2 separate regions of the Mus musculus genome follow, and region 2 is linked to region 1. Evidence: chromatin loops called from intact Hi-C (ENCODE). Cell type or tissue: left cerebral cortex. All regions are shown on one strand.

Region 1 (8,000 bases):
ATTACACCCTCTGTTAATGTGGACAGGAGAATGACCCTAAGTAATCCAGGCTGGGAAGGGCAAGGCCGGTGCCTGAGAGAGGATTGAGACATGCAGTGGCTGGCTCTGGAGAGACATAAAGAAGAGAAGGGTTGAAGGACAGCATCTGCAGACTAAGAGGAGACTGCCAGGGTGGGAGAGAAGGTCGGATCTGGAGGACACAAGAGAAAACAGACAGGAAGGGGGTGGGGGAAAGGGTGCAGATAAGGCAAGGTAAGTTGGATTGGGGTACAGGGAAAAAACTATCAAGATGTAGAATGAAGAAACAGAAGGAAAGAAAAGCTCACATGAGGAAGAAAGCTGGAGGTTCTGGAAGGAGGAAGAGCAGTAAGAGGGGAGGCAGCAGGTCAGAAGGGGAATAAACAGCACTTTCCATTCTCCACAAATCTTTCCACACAGAGGGTCCAGACAGCAGAAAGGATCGATTCAGAACAGAAGGGGCCCTTGGGAAAGGCTAGCATAGGCCAGCTTTTCTCTCTCTCTCTCTCTCTCTCTCTCTCTCTCTCTCTCTCTCTCTCTCTGTGTGTGTGTGTGTGTGTGTGTGTGTGTGTGTGTGTGTGTTGACTAAGTGGGGCCTTTGTCCTCAGCTACTATTGTTCTTGCCTGCAGAAGACTAGCCCAGGTGGAAGAGGGATAAACTCAGAACCTCCCTTTACCAGAGCTCTGCTTTCATGGAAAGGACTGGGGGATGGGGCAGGGGTGGGAGGATACGGAGCATATCTTAGGGAGGGGGGTCAGGAAGAGCACCATTTTGTGGGAGGTGCACACTTTCCAAAGCTGAAGGACTTGACTCCCTCTAACCACCTGTCAAATCAGCCCCAGCCCCTTTCCACAGAGGAGCATGCAAGTCCAGCCCAAAGAACTCAGCGGCAAAGGAACTAAACTAGTCACACCTATCCCAGAAAGAGCTGAGCGGACACTGCGCACAAGCCCACTAACAAACACCCCTCTCACATCCTAGCTCTTTAAAGTTTACTGTTGCACATACACTCACCATCCTCAGCTCAGTGTTTCAAAAAGAGGACCATACTTGACCTAGTCACAGCTCAAGCTAATGCCGGGCACAAAGACAGGTACTTAGTATACCCATATGAAATGAATGACCAAGTCTACCCATAGGCACACCACAAGAGTACACAACTACACAACCACACTCGCAACGGTCCCGAACGAACAATCATAAACTCTGCATTGGAGAAGCACTTGCCCCCTTTCGGATAGATCTTTCCCTTTCCCAAGTTCTAGGATCCCATTCACCTTTTGCCTCCTAAACTGAAAAAAATCAGTTGAAATTCTGGGAGAAAGACATCCCTCTAGAACCAAGGGCAAAGCAGAAATTATAGGGTGTGAGTTGAGACAGACACTCCCCTCAGGGCGCTCTCCACCCCAGAAATGGACAGTACACCAGTGCCAGCCCAAGAGCACTCTCCTGTCCAGGATTCAGGGAAAACGGAGAACACATCTCCACTTCATCCCCAAACTAGGAAAGAAGGCATGAGGAAACAACTACCTCTCTGCCATTCTGTCCCCAGGAAAGCTGCACAGCTGTACAGTCTCTACTCCCCAACCTCGCCCTGCCCCCAGCTTTTAGTCTGAGAAAGGAAGACACTTCCCCTCAGACCCAGACAGGGACAGACGGCCACTTTGTGATGCAGATGAGGGCCCCAGCACAGAGGACAAAGCTCCAGCCTAGGGGGAAAGGGGCGGGGCCCTTCCCTGCAGACAAAAGCAAGAAGGGAGGGGCCCTGAAAATGACACTCCCCCTCCCCCATCCCCTACAAGCACTGAGAAGGAAAAGTAACCGAGCTCAAGGCCCAGGCTCAGGATTCCTCCCCAGCGACTCAGGGGCTCACACATCTTCTAAAGAAGCCAGCCGACTACTCAGAGGGCGTGTACCCTCGGTCAATCAGGTGGTGGGCAAGCAAGGACTGAGGCCGATCTCTCGAAAAATATCTGTCCACAAACATTAACCACCCACATGCATAGACACAAATTACAGAATAGGCACATGAGTTTAACCATATGCTCACACTTGAATGATCTGAGTCAATTAATAAACATGCTCTCTGTGTCAGGCCCTCCAGACGCCAAGCAACTGCTGCACTGTCACACAGATAAGTCGGACAGCACCTCTACCCTCAAGGCACTCTCAGGCCAGGCCATGCCCGAACACACCAGTTCACTGAAGGCACATCTGGACGTGAGCAACAGTGTTTTGAGTCTTCTCAGAATACTCCAGCACCTTCCAAAAGAACAGCAGTCCAGCCCCAGAAGGAAACAGCTATGGGGTCCCTCCATCAGAGTTCCCAGCCTGAATTTTAATTCCGTCTTTTGATGACGCCACTAGCATTTTCCCAATGATCCAGCTGACTCCAGTTCTCCAGCCCTTCACCTGGCAGCTTCCTTCTGTCCTGTAACAAACAAGCCCCCTTTCTTCATCACCCCAGAACCCATCAGACACTCGTCAGGATAAAACCATTAGCAATTCAGGACATAAGCTTTCGTCAGTCTGTCTGGACGTGGGTCCTACTCTATAGTCCCCGGGTTTGTTGGTAGTAGTTTCCAACCTAGAAAATAAGGATTTACACTCTACCTAACAAGGCTATCTGTGTTTGGGAAAATACAATCAGTACACATTACAGATCAGTTCCTCCTTGTGTGTGTGTGTGTGTGTATCCTCTAAATAGGAAAAGTAAGTTAGAGCTATTATCAGGTCAATGCTGCCCCACCCCCAACATCTTGCTTCTTTTTTCTTCTCTCTCTCCCTCTTCTCTCCCCTCTTTGGTTTTCTTTTTGTTGTTGTTGTTTTTGTTTGTTTGTTTGTTTGTTTTTTGGAGACACTGTCCTGGGACTCGCTCTGTAGACAAGGCTGACCTTGAATTCATTCATCTGCCTGCCTCTGCCTCCCCAGCGCTGGGATTAAAGGCGTGCGCCACCAGTGTGTCTGCCTAACAACTTGTTTCTATCAGGCAGACAAGCTTGGCAGCTTTGAGTCTAATGACATGCTCCTGACGTGGGAAAAGATCCACTAGGAAACAGGAGGCACAGGTATATAGAGAGATTATATTGTGATATAGAGTCAATTCATGGAAAAGGAGGGCACTATCTTCAGATTAAAAGCTCCCATCTCTTCTCAGGAGTGGTCTAGAAACTTGAAAAACATGTGGGCCTAGTTTCTCAGTGACCAACACTTTCCTAAGGCCTATCTTCTGAGAGAAGTAGCTCATAAAGCAAGGCTTTGGTCCCCGTCCATCCTCATGCAGCAGAAAATGCACTCTGGCAGTTGACCTCGACCCTTTCTTTGACAAACTGCTACTCCGGGGTTTAAGGACCAAGTGTCAGAGACCGCCCCCCACCCTTCCCCCAAGACAGAAGGCAATTCCCATTTGTACTACGCAAACAGAATCTGCGAGACTGCACACTCCTCCTAAACCCAGGGGCACAGGAGGGATACTCCAACAGCCACGCCCCCACCACATAGGGCAGCCCTTCAGGCTGGTACCTCCGCGCATGCTCCCGCGCCACCACTCAAGTCCCCAATCTAAGGGGGGAAATCCCTGGTCTAAATCCCCACCCACCGCCCCCTGACCCTCACCCCCGCTTCAGGCCCAGCTGGGCGGAGCTCAGAGGCCAGCCCCGGCGCCTACTCCCCAGAGACATTAGCTTAGCCCAGCCCAGCACGGCCGAGCCCCCGCCCCCCGACAGGCGGTAGTTCCAGGCCCATCTGTGTCGCCCCCCTCCTCTCCAGGACACCTGGAGCCCGCCCCCCTGCCACCTGCCGGGCCTCCCCATAGGCCTCCCCAGACCTCACGGAAGGACACCGTGCATTCAGGCCCTTCTCCCAGGTTACTTCTCACCCTCGGGACAGTATACTGCTTCCTAGGACAAACAGCCCGGGTCTCAGATCTTCACATGGTTCTCAGCCGGAACTGCATACAACCCCCTTCAAAATGGGCCCCCCATCCCCTGAGAGCCCCTCTCCTCACTCTGCAACCATGCTCTATGCCGCGAGAGCCTATAGGGCTTTGGAATACACACTGCTCCCAGTCCCCGAGGGCCCTTACCTGCTCCCGAGGGTCCCGCTTCCATCCCATATACCCGTGCGGAGGACAGGCGGCCGGGAGACTGAGGAGTCCAGCGTGAGGGGCCTAGGTACCTCGCACTTGCACTGCTCGGGCTCCCGGGCCGGGCTCGGCTCCCCCCCGAAGCCCGGCCGCTCGCGCTGTCGCCCCCGCAGCCTCCGTTGCCGCCGCCGCGGAGCCTGCAGCAGCTCCCCCTGCTAGCGCCCGAGTAGCTGCCAGTGCGCAGGCGCGACCGATGGGCCCATGGGGCGGACGGGAACGAGTCAAGCGGGGCGCTCGACGGCAACAAAGGCCAATGGAGAGGGGCGGGGGCGCGGGGACCGTGCAGCGGCCTCTGGCGGCCACTCGTAGCCGTGCAGCCTGGCGGGAGGGCTCCAGTGGCGGAGCCGCGCAGTGGCGTAAGAGGGGAGGGGCTGGGCGACACCCCTTCCCCGGCTGCAGCCTGGGGCCCTGTCTTTTCCCTAAACAGATCTCTGGAAACCTATCCACAGCCCCGCTATCAACACAGAGCCTGGCTCCCACCCATTCCCCGACCCTCTCCCCCTCCAACACCCAATCACTCAAAGGCCCTGCCTCCCACCTCTCCCAATCACCCTCACCCTTAAGTCTTGACTGCCTCTGCTAAGTCAGTCTTTCTGTGTCCCTAGTCGCTGATCTCATTAATGCCACCCACCCTTCCAGGCTGCGTGCCTGGCGCTGAGACCACAAATGTGTTAGAAACCTTGCCTATTCTGGCCGGTGTAACAGTTTTGACACTGACAGAGCTCTCTATCTGCAGGAAGCACCTGCCTCCACTTTTTCGTCTGCAGAACGTTTGCTCCTACCAAATCTCTTAATGACGTTTTGTGTCAAACCCCAAAGGCTAATTTCCTATTATTTCCCTGCAGCATCTGAAACTATATCTCTTCTTAAAAATTAAAAAAAAAAAAGACTTTCCTTGGCTTTCACATTTTCTTAAGTCTCCTAATGTCTGTCCTGAAGAGCTTTCTTCAGTGGCTCCTCTTGTTTTGTTCACTGTAGTGACCTGAATTTTATATTCTACTCTCCCCTTGCCTCTTCACAGCTTCATCCACTTTTAATGCCCAAATATCTATACGTTACCATGTTGCAGCTTCATATTTCCTACTGTCTGCTGGACAGCTCCAGCTGGATCTAACAATTCAAACTTAAGTCCAAACCTAACCCTTTCTTTTTCCCCTACAAAATACATATATTTGTCCTGTCTCAGTGAACTGCATCTCCATGCCAAAAATATCAGCTCCTGTCTCCCTTGTCTATTTGCTATATTCAACTGTGTCTTGACATGCTTACCTTATGAAGTGCTCTCAAAGCATTCCCTGTCATTCTCATAGTCTCTAGTGTGGGTACCCTTTTCTTACCTTGCCAGAAGCACCACAGCTAATTCCTTGATCGTCTCACATAACCTTCTCATTTGGTCTGCTGCACTGATGGGGTAATTACAGAGAGACCCAGCTCAAACGTAACTTACACACACACACACACACACACACACACACAAACGCACGCACACACACACACACACACACATTTTTTTGAGACAGGGTCTCACTATGTGCTCTTGGCTGGCCTGAGACTTGTTATATAGATCAGGTTAGCCTTCAAATCACAGTATTCAGTTTCTTCTGCCTCCCAGGTGCTGGAATGAAAGCTGGCCACCACCACTCCCAGCTTCTATGTATTTTCAATGTTCACCTTACATCAGATGCTATACAAAGGAGAAGGAGTTTAGGAGATGGATGATGTTCACACCTTACTAGTGAGATGAACTTAAAGACATTCATTTTAGTATGCCTAGCTTCCTTTCAGCTTGTGAGTTGCCTTCGGAGTGAGTCATAGGCCTTATGCTGAGTAAAAGGATGTATGTCTCAGGTGGGTGGGGTAGCGCAGGCCTTTATCCCAGCACTGATAAGGCAGAGGCAGGCAGAACTCTGTGAGTTCAAGGCCAGTCTGGTCTACTTAGTGTGAGTTCTGGGACATCCAAGACTACAGAGTGAGACCCTATCTCAAACAAACAAACAAACAAACAAACAAGCAAACAAACCTCTCTCTCTCTCTCTCTCTCTCTCTCTCTCTCTCTCTCTCTGTGTGTGTGTGTGTGTGTGTGTGTGTGTGTGTGTGTGTGTAATAACTTTTCAGATGATGCAGATATGGCTAAGCTGGGGGCCACACTAAGGACTAGTGCTCTCCAGGGACTAAGAAGAAAGCTCTAGAGCTGGCTTGTCTTGGCTTCAATCCTTAGCCTGCCACTCACTAATTATGCAACATTAGACAAACCATTTTGCTTTTCTGTTTCTCACTTTCCTCTTGTGTAAAATGGTGGTGCTGTAGTAGCTACATCATTGGCTGTTTTGAACATTACAAGAATTAATAAAACTTCAGAACAGAGCCCAAAGGGATGGGACCACAGGAGCAGCTGCTATCAGTCACTATCTGCCTCCCACACAATAAGTTCCTAAAAGATGGATCATATCAGATACATTTCTGCCTCATTCGCTGTTAAGCAAATATGTGCCTATGATAATTAGTAAATTTGGATTTAGCTGAATTAAATAGAGCATAGAGAAAACAAAAAACAACGTTTAGAAATAGCAAGACATTTGGCCTGAGTTAAGACCTTTGCCTGGGTTAAGTGAGTGGGAAGGAAAGCATTCCCCAAAAGCCTGAGTCTCCCTCTGAGTCTCCTTCTGTTAAGACTCAGCCTTATGTTTATTTTAAGGAAAGGAACTGATCACTCCTTTGACTGACCTCCAAAGGGTACAGTGGTGTCACACTCTGGCCCAGCTGTCAGAGTTTTTCTGCAGACAGACTGCCCCCACCATTATGATGCCCACCCCCATCTCAGCTAAGAAAAGGGGTAGAAGGAAATTCAGAGAGCACTTTGTTTTTCAGGCTGACACACTCAGGGTCTCTGGTTTTTAATTATTAAATTATGTTTTGTTTTGTGTGTTCACACCGTAGCATATATGTGGAAGTCAGAGGGCAATCTAGGTCACAGTTACCAATTTCAGGTCATGAAGCTCAGTGGTGGGTGCATCTTGCTGGCCACTCATTAGCTCTAAATATACATCCCTGGAACTCTACTGGCGCACTCTCTTCCCCATTCAACCCTTTCATTGTCCACTGCCAACACACAGAGGCCTACCATCTGTGGGTACCAGTCTACTCACCTTTCCTCTCACAACTTCTTAGAACTGAAATAGGAAGAATGACAGAAAAAAGAAAAGAAACAAACAAAACAAAAAACTGTATCCCCATCTGTGCTCTCCTCTTCTAAACATTAAAAACATTGTAGAATACAGGCACAGTGGTACGTGCCCATACTCCAGCACTCATGAGGGCAAGAGGATGAGAATCTGTTGAGCCCAGGAGTTTGCTACTAGCCTGGGCAACACAGTGAGAGACACCTGGGGTGGGGGGTGAGGGGAAGGGAAGGAGGGGGACAGGGAAAGAAACAGAAGGAGAGAGAGAGAGAATAGAATGAGAACAAAAAAAAGTAAATGGAAAATTCAAGGAAATCAGTAGTAATTGACTAGTTATAATTAAGAACAATGATGATAAACTATCCAGCTTGATCAAGAAATAAACAGGGAGATGTTTGTGATCTGTATTAGAAAGTGCATCTGATAAGAAACCATATCAAGTGATCTGATACAGCCACCAAACCCGGATGTTATTGTGGATGCTGGGAAGTGCTTGCTGACAGAAGCCTGATATGGCTGTCTCCTGAGAGGCTCTGCCAGAGCCTGACAAATACAGAGGAGGAAGCTCGCAGCCAACCATTGGACTGAGCTGGGGGGGCGGGGGGCTGGGGGGGTTCCTGATGGAGGATGGACTGAAGGAGCTGAGGAGGTTTGCAGC
Region 2 (8,000 bases), 63 kb after region 1:
CAGCTCTTTCTCTCCTGTCCCCCTCCCCTTTCCCTTTCTTCCTTCTTCCTCCTGACCCCCATTCCCCCTCTCAAAACTGAACCTCTATTAACCTTCTTTGGGAAAGGATTTTGTAGACACAGCCTGCAGGTACTTATCTAACCAATCTCCCTCTAATGAGACTATCAAGTGGACACTGGCCTAAAACATAAGCATCTTCTCCATTATGAATAGGCACTGAGCAAAGTAGGCTGTGGTTACAATGGAAAGTTACAAGTTCTCTTACTAAAGTGACATTTTACTGGCTGAGAAGCCACTAAAAAGGGAAAGCTTTGAAATACTTATCTGCTGTGGTCCAACATCACTTAAGGACACCACAGCAAATATCTTGATGGAAATTCTATTGACAAATCGCCATATACTAATAGTTAAAGTATTGAAAATCTCTTCACATATTCAATTTATTGTTCATTTCCTCCTAAAGTCTAAACTTCAGAATGTAGTTCAGATGCAATTTTCTAAGAAAGATCTACCCCCTGTATACACAAGACCCTGTGTGTAGGGTAGGATTTAGCACAAGTGTAAGAAATCACTTGTGGACCAGCAAGATGGCACAGCAGGTAAAGGTACTTTGCTGCCAAACTCTTGAGTCTGATCCCTGTGTCCCCATGGTGAACACAGTGAACTGATTACACACACACAGGCACACACACATCAAACATTTTTTTTGTTTTGTTTTTTGAGACAGGGTTCCTCTGTGTATCCCTGGCTGTCCTGGAACTCACTCTGTAGACCAGGCTGGCCTTGAACTCAGAAATCTGCCTGCCTCTGCCTCCTAAGTGCTGGGATTAAAGGCGTGCGCCACCACTGCCCTGGCTTCCAAACATAATTTTTAAAGGGATCAAATTGTTATATTGTCCTGTCTTCTGTACTAGACTTACACAGATCCTTAAAAGAACTAGAATTTCAGTTCTGGCTCCCACAACACCTACCTCATCACCCAGCAAGCTGTATGAATTCCATACATGTGGAAGAGCAACCTTAAAGCCAGGTAGAAATCAGAAACCTCAACCCTAATATGCAAAATGTGACAATTGTTCTTCAACAGTACAGAAGCACGTGGCATATGAAATGCATCACTGGGATGCACTGGGGTGTGATAAGGCAATTACCAATCAACCCAATGAAACCATGCAGATAAATCAGCCTTGCACAAAATACATGTAAGCAATCATTGTAACATACAATTACAAAGAATCCAGTTTTAAAGGAGAAATTGGAAGCAGAATTGAATCAAATGAGTTCCCTAGGAAACAGATTTGTAACAGTCACTGGATCAAAGTCTCCCATTTCTTCCCCAGATTTCACAGGTCTTTGATTATCTACACTTCTCTAAAGTACTTAATGGCAAAGGGATTGAAATAAAAGAGGTTAAATATAAGGTTGGGAGTACAGCTCATTGGTAAAGGATGCCCCTATAGATACAAGATAACACCCTAGGCTGATCCTTAGCATCAAAAAAAAAAAAAAAAAAAAGTGGGCTGTAGAGATGGCTCAGAAGTTAAGAGCACTTCTTCCAGAAGCCCTGAGTTCAATTCCCAGCAACCACATGGTGGCTCACAGCCATCTGTAATGGGACCCAATTCTGGTCTGTCTGAAGACAGCTACAATGTACTCATATAAATTAATAAATAAATAAGTAAATCTTTTCTAAAAAGTAGAGTAAAATATTTTATGTCTCTTTTTCTTGACACAAGAAAGCCAGGTGAGTGACCACTTCTCTATTTAGAAATGGTATGCTAGCTGGGCAGTGGTGGTGCACTCCTTTAATCCCAGCACTTGGGAGGCATAAGCAGGCAGATTTCTGAGTTCAAGGCCAGCCTGGTCTACAGAGTGAGTTCCAGAACAGCCAGGATTATACAGAGAAACCCTGTCTCAAAAAAACCGAAAAATTATTTTCTAAAATTTTTAGTTCAAAAGCCAATTTCTTTGAGTTAGGCAAACTATCTACTTAATAAAACAAACATAGCAGCTGAGCCTCAGGAGCCAAACGATCCGGATTTGAGTTTGGTTCTGGTGTTACCATTTCCTAACTGGACAGCATCAGGCTATTTCCTAGCTTCTCTATAGCTCAGCTTCCACTTTTATAAAACAGGGGTAAGTGGTAATAATAGCATCTATCTCACAATGCTATAGTGAGGATTCCAGGAGATGACGTCCACAAAAGGCTTAACAGTGCTTTGTAACAGTTATGCATTCAATAAGTGTTTGCTATTATAACAGCTGCATAACGGTCAGAGTTAATGCTCACAGGTATTCCGGTTTTATATTGGGAGCATCTGTAGGACGTTGGACAGTCAAAAAATTACATTTTCTGAAAACAAGATGTTTATGACTTAACTCAGAATGGATGAGATCAGCCTTGAATAAAGAGGGTGTTAGAATAAATATAAGCTGCCCCACACTTTGGCCCTCATTTTCCCACAGAGCTATGAGTCTCGATGAAGTCATTTATACTCATTTATACTCCTCGAATCTCATTTCTTCATTTGTAAAATGAAAATAGACATACACTTTGTCTACTTCCCAAAGGATCAAATGGGTTAATAGGATTTGCTCGTTTGTTTGGTTAGCTGGCTTGTTAAATGGTTGGCTGGTGAGGTTTATTGTTGCTGCTGTTTGTTTTGATAGGTTCTTCCTCAGTGACCTAGGCTTTGCACTCAGTAATCCCTCATCTTCAGCCTTCCAAGTGCTGAGATCAAGTTATAAGCCACCCAGTACAGCTCAAATGAGCTCATAATTATTAAACTATTTTCTTAGAAAGAATTATTTATTTTTGTATGTGTGTGAATATTTTTTCTTGCATGTGTGTCCATGTACCACATATATGCAGTGCCCACAGAGGCCAGAAAAGGGTGTTGGATCCCCTGAGACTGGAGTTACAGGCAGTTGTGAGGCACTATGTGGGCGCTGGGAATCCAACCCAGGTTCTCTGGAAGAACAGCCAGTACTCTTAACCACTGAGTCATTTCTCCAGCCCATATAAAAGTATTTCACAAGTTATAAAGTACTGCAAAGGGCTGGAGGGCTGCCGCTCAGTGGTAGGACATTTGCTTATTATTCGTGGGTCCCAAGCACTGCAAAAACAAACATAAATAAACAAGCCAACAACTACGAAAAGCATGCAAAAATTAAGGTTCTAATCACTATAACCAAAATGAATGAGATGATGAACCTGGGCCATGACAGAGGAGTGAGCAGGACTAAGAGGCCTCCCAGGGATTGCTGAAGTGCAGAGGACCCAACACACTAGAGCTAGGCACTCTCTAATGGAAGCAAAAGTGCTTCTTAAGTTCTAAAAACAGCCTAGAAGTAACATCCCACCAAACCCATGGGCTCCCTCTGTTCCCAGTCCATGCTCAACAAGTAACTGGTAGTACTCATTAGTAACTGAGTTTCTAAGGTAGTTGGATACCAAGAGTCTGCTATAAGGCACACAGGAAAACATTATTCAACGAAGAAGATCTATGTAAATTTTTGGTTTAAATCATTGATGCCTTTTAAATAGGGTGATTGAATAGTCATTTTCTACAAATCCAGCATTTCTGAGTTAACTTCCAAGTCCTCTAACCTGCAAAAACTAAAAGCAAAGCAAAGAGGGTGGGCAGCTGGTTTCCTGGACAGCTCCTTACATCTCCATAGTGAGTCTTTCCATGAAACTCAGCTGTATGCACAGTTATACATCATCTCTTTCCATATCAGCTAATAAATGCAACAATTGCTTCCATTTTAAGTTACTCATGGGACAGAAAAAAAGAAACATTTGTCGAACATCTGTACTGAACTTGACAGGACTTTGCACAAACGTCAGCTTTCATTCTCACACTGTCAGTCTTATAGCACATTAGCCTTGTCTTAGAGAAGAGGAAACCGAAGTTCAACATAAGTAAGTTGTGGGGAAGTGGAGGTGGGGGTTGGGGGGTAATCCAAGTATGAAATTACTATATTAGTTTTGAATAGAAGTTTGGTACAGTCCCAAAGCCATAAGCATCCCTTTATCTATAGGAACATGTCTGAAATAACAGCATAATATGCTGAGGTTTATCAAATATATATAACAATATATTTGACAATCTGTAACAAACCAATGTGGTTTTTTCCCTTTAGAAACAGTCTATGTAGTCCAAACTATCTTCAAACTCTTACTCCTCCTCAGCCTTCCAAATGCTGAGATTATAAGTATGCACCACTACAGCAGGCTCAAACCTGTTTGTTTATTTTATAATCAGGGTCTCAAGTAGCCCAGGCCTACCTCAAACTCACTTTGTAACTGAGACTGGCCTTGAACTCTGGAGCTCCCTGCCTCCACCCCAGAACTGTTTGCATTATGAGCATATGCCACCATGCCCAGCTAAGCCGATTTATTTTTTGAAGGCTTATGACATTTGACTATGTGGGCTTTTTAAGAAAACCTTAAGCAGCAAATAAAGATAGGATTTAATCGCTCAGTTATGTAAATATGTTCCAAGTTAACAAACCTGCAAAATTTCCAAATGCAAACAATAAACCTAATTTTCTATGAATTTTAAAAACATACAACTAAGTCTACTATGTAGACAAGGTTTGAATATGAAAACTAATTCCATCACTGCCCCTAAACCTTGCCCTACTTAGCCAAGCCATTAGCAACCTGTTGTAGGGCTTGAGACAGGAGCACAAGGCTCCAAACGAAGAGTATTCGTGAGAGTTTGGAAAGCTTCCTTGGGTTGGAGCAGAGAGCGAGAGAACCAGGGGCCACCCATAACCAGCAAAGAATCACAGTTTCAAAAACACTTTTTCGTTTGATTTTAACAGCCTCTGATAACCCAATTAAAAGGGAAGGCAGGGCATTGATGCCCTTGCTGGAGAGTATTGGATTGTCATTCCAGAGCACTCTGGGACTGACAAACTGACAGATACCAAACTTCAGAGTTTTGGAAAAAGAACGGACATTTCTCCCTTTGGCTTTCAGGGACATGAGTGAGTGGGTCTCTCCTCCTCATCTGAGGAACCAGATGCCAGTGCAAAAGAAAACAGGGATTCTGCCCCACACCAAGAAAACCCTTGACAGAAGGTAGAAGGCCTTCCAGGTTTGGGCCGGGCCTCGGCGTGCCCCAGACACACGGTCCCATTTGAGGCCCCAACTAGCCTCGCGGCGACCGTGGACAGAGATCTAAGGTCCGAACAGGTCTGCCCTACCCCGGGGAACTCGGGTCACCTCTTGAGCCTCCCTCCCTTAGACGGGTCCCGAATAGACCTAGAGTCTTCAGCTGGGGCGTGGTCCCCGCCCCCCAGGGACGAGGGCATGGGACCCCTTCCTTCCCGGGGCCTGGCAGCCGGCAGCCGGGTCCGCGAGCGGCGGTCGGGCAGCGACAGTCCCTTCCGCCGGTCTGTCTGCCCTCCCGAGCCCCAGGTCTGACCCTGGTCCGAGCGCGCTCCTCACCGGGTCCCAGCGCCTCCATGGCGGCGACGGGGGCCGCCTCGCTCCGGTCCCCAGCGCCTCCCGCTCCGGGCCCCGCCGGAGCCGCGTAACGCTTGCTCTCTGGAATATTGGCGCTGAAGCGGCGCCGCGAAGACGCGGGCCGGGGGCGGGCAGGGGGCGGCGGCGGCGCCCAGTCCGGGGACAGGGACCCGACTCTGTCACGGCTCTTCCGGCCTCAGCGACAACAAAAACAATCCCGGCCGCTGCCGCCGCCGCCGCCAGCTGGAACGGGAGCGGGAGGCGGCGCGCGCCCGCCGGGCGGGGCGGGGGCGCCAGGCGCCTGCGGTCCCGGGTCCCGGCTAGCGAAGGGGGCGTGCGCGGCCCCGCACGCGCGGGGTCCAGCGAGCCTGACCGAGGCAGGGGGCGGGGTGCGGCAGGGACGGGCGCGCGCCCGGGGGGCCGAGCCCAGAGGACGCGTCAGGCGCGCGCCCGCCCGCCCTTCCACCAGCGGGCCCGCTCGCCTGCGGTCCCGCACGCCGCTCCGCCGGTCCCCATTCTGGCAACCTTCCTCCAAGTCGCCATCGAAAGAGCTGGATTCCAGTCCTTGATGACCCACAGGCAGCAGCCCTCCACTTCGTCCTGAGACTCACCTTAGGAACCTGTCCTCCATCGCTCCACCACCACCAGAGATGACCCCTGGACACTTCAGGCACAATCGGTCCTTCAGTCACCTTCAGTCATTCCTCCTACTCCACCCCCACCCTCACCCCGGACACCACATATCCAGTCACCTTCCTTCCCTGTGCAGGGAAAGCAGGTTCTGTTCTGGGTCCCAAGACTGGTCAACATGTCACCAAGGCAGCAGGTAGCTCAGCGAGTCAAGTGTCCTTAAAGTTTCCATTCAGGACTTCCAGTTAAGACAGGACCATAGGCTGTCTGGTCAACTAAACGGGCAACGGCAGTCTATTAGTTAAAAAGGCACAACACTCTCATTCTAGTTTGCTGGGGCCCACCATTGGGTACCTCAGCTTAGTGCAATAGAAATGCGTTTTCTCTCAGTTTTGCACACCGACAGTCTAATAAAATCAAGGCGAGTTGGGGCAGGGGGTGTGATTTTTCTCCTTCGGTTGTAGAAATCTATCTTCTTGTGCTATCACACGGTCTTCCCATGGTAACTTCTATTCAAACCGCTCCTTTTTGTTTGGTTGGTTTTAATTAATTTATGTGTATGAGTATTTTTTGCCTGCATGCATGTGTTTGTGCCTGGTGCCTCCGGAGACCAGAAGACCAAATCGAATCCCCTCGAAACAGGATTACAGATAATGTAAGCTGTGTAGGGGCTGAGAATCAAACCTGGGGCCTCTGCAAGAGTATGAGGTACCCTTAACCACTAAAGCCATCTCTACAGCCCCCAACTTCTTTTTCTTATAAGGAAGATGGCTCAGTGGGTAAAGGTACTTTATAACATTGACAGCCTGAGTAGGAAGTTGGAGAGTTCAAGGCCAGCCTTTGCTACCAAAGAATTTAAGGCAATCCATGTTTTAAGAGACTCCAGCCCAGTGTAGCCTTTAATCTCAGCACTAGGGAGACTGAGGCAGTTCAGAGCCAATTCGGTTTACTTATGTAGTGACTTCTAGGACAGCCAGGACTGCAGAGTGAGACAGAGGAGACAAAGACAGGCAGATCACTGGAGCTCACTGTACATACACACACATACAGTACATACACATACATACACACACAGATACACACACAGATATATACATACCACATACACACATAAATACACACCACACACTTACACATGCACATGCATACACCACACACACATCACATACCTGCACATACACATACACATGTATGCACACACACATACAAATCCACACACATACATACACACACACACAGAGAAAGAAAGAAAGAAAGAAAGAGAGAGAGAGAGAGAAAGAAAGGAAGGAAGAAAGAAAGAAAGAAAAGAAAAGAAAAGAAAAGAAAAGAAAAGAAAAGAAAAGAAAAACTGGTGTATAACTAAAAGGAAAAGAAAAACCACTGTCTAGAAAGAAGCTCAAGGGATTTGTTTTGGTTTGGATTTTGTTATTGCTGTTTTGAGACAGGGTCTCACATGCCCCAGGCTGGTCTAGAACTTGCTGTGTGACTAAGGATGACTGCTGATCCTTCTGCCATGGATTCTCAAGGGCCGAGTTACAGACATGTATGCATCACCATGCCCAGGATGAAGCTCACAGTTTGTTGGTTTTTTTTTAAAGTTTTGTTTTTGTTTTTTTTTTTCAATTATGGGGATGTGTATGGGTTTGACTGTGGGTTTGTGCGTGTGAATGTAGTACACATGGAAGTCGGAAGAGTGCTCCTGGTCCTGTGAGGCTAGAGTTAAGGGTGGTTATGAACTGCTGAATATAGGGACTGGGACTTGAACCTAAGTCTCCTGCAAGAGCAGCACACACTCTTTTGTTTTGTTTTGTTTTGTTTTTCGAGACAGGGTTTCTCTGTGTAGCCCTGGCTGTCCTGGAACTCATTCTGTAGACCAGGCTGGCCTCGAACT

The links. Peaks named below come from ENCODE experiments on the same cell type or tissue, not always from the same donor. Only the 100,000 strongest peaks of a DNase experiment are listed, where the experiment ranks them.
Region 2: a loop joins it to region 1, with 6 times the contacts of the local background. A loop is called at or near these places in 3 of 42 quality-filtered maps.

Annotation. Positions count from the first base shown.
Region 1 is chr4:126,464,294-126,472,293 of GRCm38, forward strand. It overlaps Ago1 (argonaute RISC catalytic subunit 1), which reads right to left and starts at 4,290. Exons shown (of 19, transcript NM_153403.3): 1 at 4,104-4,290. The coding sequence starts at 4,128. In left cerebral cortex, a CTCF peak has its summit at 4,471 (motif pointing left); DNase peaks (open chromatin) are centred at 1,719, 3,557, 3,727, 4,419 and 3 more places; H3K4me3 peaks cover 1,747 bases; H3K27ac peaks cover 1,702 bases.
Region 2 is chr4:126,527,724-126,535,723 of GRCm38, forward strand. It overlaps Ago4 (argonaute RISC catalytic subunit 4), which reads right to left and starts at 5,735. Exons shown (of 18, transcript NM_153177.3): 1 at 5,462-5,735. The coding sequence starts at 5,480. In left cerebral cortex, no CTCF peak of the experiment used is centred here; DNase peaks (open chromatin) are centred at 4,766, 5,080, 5,897 and 6,366; H3K4me3 peaks cover 1,815 bases; H3K27ac peaks cover 1,034 bases.